Linked DNA regions of Homo sapiens: region 2 is linked to region 1. A link is an interaction called in ENCODE POLR2A ChIA-PET data of the cell type or tissue named here. Cell type or tissue: PC-3. All regions are shown on one strand. Each heading gives the region's core, and the rest is flanking DNA. Links, peaks and the distances in the headings are about the cores only.

Region 1 (2,917 bases), core at 133-2,632:
TTATCACTCACAGGGGTGTTGTCTTGCATGATGTGTGATCAGGAGGGAGGCTGCTAAGGGCTAAGCTGATTATTTTCTAATCAGTTAGCAGCTTTATAGTCTGCTTGAAACTTGTGACCTTGGGGCTGGCTGTAGAAGGCACCAGCATGGTTGCTGGCATCGGTGTTCCCTCTTTTGGTGCCTTGTTTTCTGAGAGATACTGTCCATTATGATTAAACTGCATTCTAGCAGTTCCTCTCCATTCAAGGAAGTCATTTATTCCTGCGATTGCAGGGCTCAGAGGGGGAAAAATGGTAGATTCTCAGAGCTCCAGCCAGCAGCAGAAGCCAGCAAGGGAGGAGGAAGGAGGCACGGCCAGATCAGCACAGCCAGCGCTCAGATCCTCCCCCAGCTGCCTCAAGCTGGGGGAAGGAGGGCAGGGCTCTGAGGCTTCCTTCATTGGCTCAGGAAGGCCTGTCTCCTAAACAGTTTTTCTTCCTTTGTTGCTAACCATTTTACTGGGCCAGCCTAGAGGGCTCTGAGGCATTAGGAGCAGCCAGGCAGTTGGTTCAGTCAGACTATTAGACTTGGGTAAAAGCTGAAATAGTGCCAACTTTGGTGTTGTCCCTAACCCCTGCTTCTCTCTGTGCATCCTGTAGCTTTTGGGTTGGTTTGGAGCAGGAGCTGCATCTTCCCACACAACGGATGACACCTGCAACCCAAACAATGTGCCCACACTTGAATGGAAACCCCTTCAGCAGCGTATGGTGCTGGGGACCTTCTGGGGAGATCGCTGGAGTGCAGGTTCACATGAAAGGGAGTTAGGGAGCTGGGTTTTCTCTTCATAAGTATGCACTAACTATCTCTGGAGGCTTAGAAGTCCATCCCCACATACAAGCAAACCTGGGGCTTACGCATTGTTGCAGCTGCCACCAGTTTGGAGGCTGAAGGGAACAAGTCCTACCCTGGCCATTGCTTGCTGATGAAACTTGATGGTCACTTTCTATTTCCAGGCTTCCATTTTCTTCTCTGTGAGATAGAGGGTGGGAGCCAAAGAGTAGTTTGTTTCATGATTCCATGAATATCTTAGAAAGCAAAATGCACAGAGCCAAATTTCCTTTGCCATGCCGAATGACAGGGCAACGGAACTGGCAGTGTTGTTGCTATAAAACCCCAACTAGAGTTACAGACGGAAGGGAGTTGGTATGTCCTGTCACTGATGTCAGGTGACTCACACAGACGGGTTTGGGACTCTAGAAGCTGGCTGTCGGAACATCCTTTGAAGTGGTGGTTTTAAACACTTTTATGAACTGCAGGCTGAATGTGAACATGTAAGTCATTCTCCTGGTATGTCGTATTTTCCCAAACACGCTATTTCAAATTGAAGCATTGCAGCAACTGTCTTAATTTAGGATGTGCTTTGCATTTGAACATGCTACTTATTAGCTGACTGGTTTTTGTGATGCTCAGAGAATGAGTTACTGAAGTTTGAAGTCACAGGGAGGCAGATTTTGGCTCAGTCCGGGGAAGACCTTTTTAAGACACTGAGCTGGCCTTTGGAGGTAGTGGAGTTCCTGTTGTTAGTAATGTTCAAACAAAAGCTAGGTGTTCCCCCTACCCGACTCTCCCTCTCCTGGGTTAGGGACATTGCAGAGTGATTCTCTGACATCCTATCCAAAGCAGCCCCCTCCTCCTCACTCTCTATCTACCATTCTGGTTTAATATTTCAGTACTTATTACTCTCAGAAAGTGCCAAGTTCATTTAATTCTTGACTTGTCTGTCATTATCTCATCCAGCTTGAAGGTAAATCTGGTGAGGCAGGAGCCTGGGCTCTTGTTAATTTTTTTGTTTTGTTTTGTTTTGGTTTGAAGCAGAATCTCACTCTGTCACCCAGGCTGGAGTGCAGTGGCTCGATCTCGGTTCACTGCAACCTCCACCTCTAGGGTTCAAGTGATTTTTCTGCCTCAGTCTCCTGAGTAGCTGGGACTACAGGCGCCTGCCACCATGCCTGGCTAAGTTTTGTATTGTTAGTAGAGACAGGGTTTGACCATGTTGGCCAGGCTGGTCTCGAACTCCTGACCTCGAGTGATCCATCTGTCTCAGCCTCCCAAAGTGCTGGGATTACAGGCATGAGCCACCGCGCCCAGCCTCCTGTTCACCGTTCTATTTCATGTCAACGCTGATGCCTGGCACTCAGCAGGCACTTACCTACTGAATGGATGATTTTTCTATTGGTACAGGTGTCATAGCTTCTAAGAGCCCACGATTCTAAGGGATTAGCCCTTCAAAAGCTGGCTGTGGGTGTTTGAGGGAGCCGTGGTGTCCTGAGGTTAATGAGTAGTGGAATGAGTATTAGGAATTGGACATGTGGCCCCTCTCCGGCTGTTTGTCCTGGGGTGAGTCACCCGACCTTTTTGGGTCTCAGTTGCTTCATTTGTAAAAAGACAGAGTTGAATTCAGTTATCTTCAAGGCTCCTTCCAGCTGGACTATCTTGTGATTCAAGTACTCTGTGTTTGTACTCACTCCTCTGTTCTCAAACTGTTTGTTCAACTCTCTTTTATTAGGGGTTCTAGGCCTGTCGAAACTGAAAAAAAAAAAAAAAGTAGCCCTGGGAAGCAAAGAGTAAATATTATACAAGTGCAAATGAATTACTATTGTATTCTGTATAACAAATTATAAGGACTGCAGAGAGACTCCAAGGGAACTATTTAATTAAATAATCATCAGGTTAAATATAGCTCATTCAACCCTGGCACAAATGAACAATTGAGGATTTCTTTCCTGATATGTTTTAGCCATCTAATAGTGTGCTCAGCCACAACATACCCACTATTCTCTGATTTTAAATATACTTTATAAATGGGATCAGTTTATACTTTCTTTCTGCTCTCTGTGGTCTCTCCAGGAGATGGCTAGTAAGCCTGGATGTTTCCATT
Region 2 (2,917 bases), core at 127-2,626, 110 kb after region 1:
CTGCTGTGATGCTTTTAAAGACAAGCCTTGAAAGTGGCTGACATGACTCTGTCCACATCCGTTTGGCCAGGATCTAGTCATATGGCCTCCACCTAACGGCAGGGGAGGCCGGGAAGTGGAGTGGAATGCGTGGTTTTCGATGAGCAGGTATCATCTGGGGCTTTGACCTGGAGTCATCAGCCACAGGCCCTGAAGCCTAATGAAGGTCCTCAGACAAAACTCTCATGAGGCTGTGGACAGAGTGGTGCTGAGGACTGACAGAACTTGCTGATTTGCCATCCCACCATCCCCTGCTGGCACAGATGCCCCCAGGAATGTGGCTGCTTCGAGGAAGTATCCTGGAGGGTGACCCCAGGGTTGATGTCAAGATGGAGCCTTTAGCAGGTAACTGGGGAGAAGAAAAATGAGCACCTGGGTATTCATTGAAGCAGATATTTCCCAGACCCTCAGCAGCCAGGGGTGAGGCCCTTTCATGGACAGCACAAGGATTGGTAATCACTTGTTTCCCAGCAGACCCAGGCCAGGGAAGTGCTTCTTTACATCTGCCTCAGATGAGGATCTCCCACAGGCCTCACAACGGGGAAAATGCTTTCTCCTGCTGGAGTTACCTTACTGAAGGCTGATCTGCCTTCAGTTAGGTCTGTGGATACATCCTTAGTTTTTGGGGATCCACGGGGCAGGGTGTAAGTGTTTTTCTGGCATGGTAGCTGGGAGGAGAATTCCTCAAACAGTGAAAAGTAAACCAATGGAGATATAATAAATAAGAGCTGACTTACATACTTTAACCACAACAGAAATAGTAAAGCATTCTGTCCAGACTGAATTGAGCAATCATCATTAATTTTCTTCCATCTGGGAACTAACAGAGCTTTGTCAAGGGTTCATTATTTGCAGTGTCTACCTTAGTGTTGGCCTGGGAATCCAAAGCTGAACCCTCACTAATATATGGAGGAGCATGGGGGAATATTGGCTCCAGCTGGATGTAATGGTTAATTTTATGTGTCAACTTGGCTAGGCTATGGTGCCCAGCTATTTGGTCAAATACTTGTCTAGATGTTTCTGTGAAGGTAGTTTTTATATTTGATTTACAATAAAGTCAACATTTACAACCAGCTGACTTTAAGCAAAGCAGAGAAACTGCCAAAATAGGTGTGGACTTCATTAATCAGTTGAAGGCCTGAAGAGCAAAGGCTGAGGTTTCCTGAAGAAGAAGGAATTCTGCCTCCAGACTGCAACAGAAATTCTGCCTGAGTTTCAGAAATTCTGTCTGAGTTTCCAGCCTTTGGACTCAAGGCTGAAGCATCAACTCTTACTTGCTCTCCAGTCCACCTAACTTCCTGCAAAATTTCAGATTTGCCACCTCCCTCCACCGCCGTCACATACGTCAATTCCCTTAAATCCATCTCTCTCCATCTCGTCTATAGCTACATCTCTCTAGATACATCTACATTAGTCAGAATGTGAAAGGTTATGCTGCTGTGGCAAATAAACCCCTGCATCTCAGTGGTTATGTCACCTGAAACACGTGACTTCAGGATTGCTGTCATCAGGGAAGAGAGAGCTGGAGGGTTGCTGAGTTGCTTTAAAAGGCCAACCCTGAAAGAGGCAGACATCACTTCTGTCCACATCTACATATGTATATCCATATCTAATCTATCTCTATATATAGAGGGAGATCCTGTTGGTTCTGTTTCTCTGGAGAACCTTTATAATACACTGGGGGAAAAGCAGATTAAATTAGAGAAAGTAATTTCATGATGAGTAAATATTTTTATTATTTCATAGGAAAAGGGAGTAAATAATAGGGAAATAGAAATTGTGATGATATAAATAAGGGAGTTTCACTATAGCAGTAATACTTATTACTATGTTAAGCATACCAAGAGGGGTGTAACAAAAACGAAACTCAATAGAAATGGTCTGGTTGTTTAATAATTTCATTTCCAAAGACATGATGCTTGCTGATGGAACTTCCTGCCTGGGGTTCACCCTCTTCCTGTCTGAGGACCTCCCAGTACTGCTCTCCTCACATTTAAGTATGTGATATGCCTCTGTCTGTGCCCCTGAGCAATAGATTGTGCTTGCAAAGTACAGATCTATTGCTGGCCCTGTCTCCTTTCTCTTAGTTCCATTTACACTTAGGAATGTATTTTTAAACAATAGCTGTAAACTACGGCTCTTTGGTTGCCAGGGACAGAAAGTCATCTCAAACTGCTTTAGCAAAGGGGAAATCCAATGGCCCATGCAACAAAAAGATCCAGAATTAGGGCCAGCATCAGATATAAATTGATTCAGGGATAAAATAATGTGTTATCAGGACTTGGGTACTCTCCATCTCTCAGCTCTCCTCTCTGCTATGCTGGCTTCAGAGTCAGGTTTCATGTGACAGAAAAATCTCTCAGCTCTACTCTCTGCTATGCTGGCTTCAGAGTCAGGTTTCATGTGACAGAAAAATGACAGCAATTCCAGCTCTATACCTCTCAGATTTCAGGTTCAAGGGGGAAAGAGTGAGTCCCCTTCCCAGAAGTCCTAGGGAAGACCTTAAGGTATCTCATTGGCTCTGATTGATCAGATGTCCATTCCTAAACCAATCACTATGCCCAAGAGAATCTAATGCTCTGATTGGCTTAGGCCTGGGTCCTGTGCTTCACCCTGAGTTGGGGGTAAAGTTGGCTGCACTGAAATCTCATGGACTGAGAGCAGGGCATGGTGTGGGATTCCCCAAGAAACAGGGGCATGGGTACCAGAAGAGAGTGGACGGGTGCTGATGGAGTAAGGTCACTTAAATAAGAAAGCTTAAACATTCATAATCTAGCCATTCGTGGAAAAGCACCTCTAGGGGCAGTACCAATGTGAAGTTTTCATCATTCTTTTGGCTGCCCCATGATCCCTTTCCATATGTGTTTGGTATAATCAC

The links. Peaks named below come from ENCODE experiments on the same cell type or tissue, not always from the same donor. Only the 100,000 strongest peaks of a DNase experiment are listed, where the experiment ranks them.
Region 2: POLR2A ChIA-PET joins it to region 1 with 6 read pairs; 23 of 35 experiments call an interaction of 5 or more read pairs at or near these places.

What each region holds. Positions count from the first base shown.
Region 1 is chr14:68,778,475-68,781,391 of GRCh38, reverse strand. It overlaps LOC107984709 (a long non-coding RNA gene), which reads left to right and starts at 1,195. Exons shown (of 2, transcript XR_001750793.2): 1 at 1,195-1,310. RefSeq lists an enhancer at 113-614. In PC-3, for the core only: no CTCF peak of the experiment used is centred there; a DNase peak (open chromatin) is centred at 1,241; H3K4me3 peaks cover 1,178 bases; H3K27ac peaks cover 2,500 bases.
Region 2 is chr14:68,665,617-68,668,533 of GRCh38, reverse strand. All of the region lies in intron 2 of RAD51B-AS1 (RAD51B antisense RNA 1), which reads left to right. It also overlaps a transcript of RAD51B not described here. Among named protein-coding and RNA genes, the nearest start is that of RAD51B-AS1, 18 kb to the left of the region's middle. In PC-3, for the core only: no CTCF peak of the experiment used is centred there; no DNase peak of the experiment used is centred there.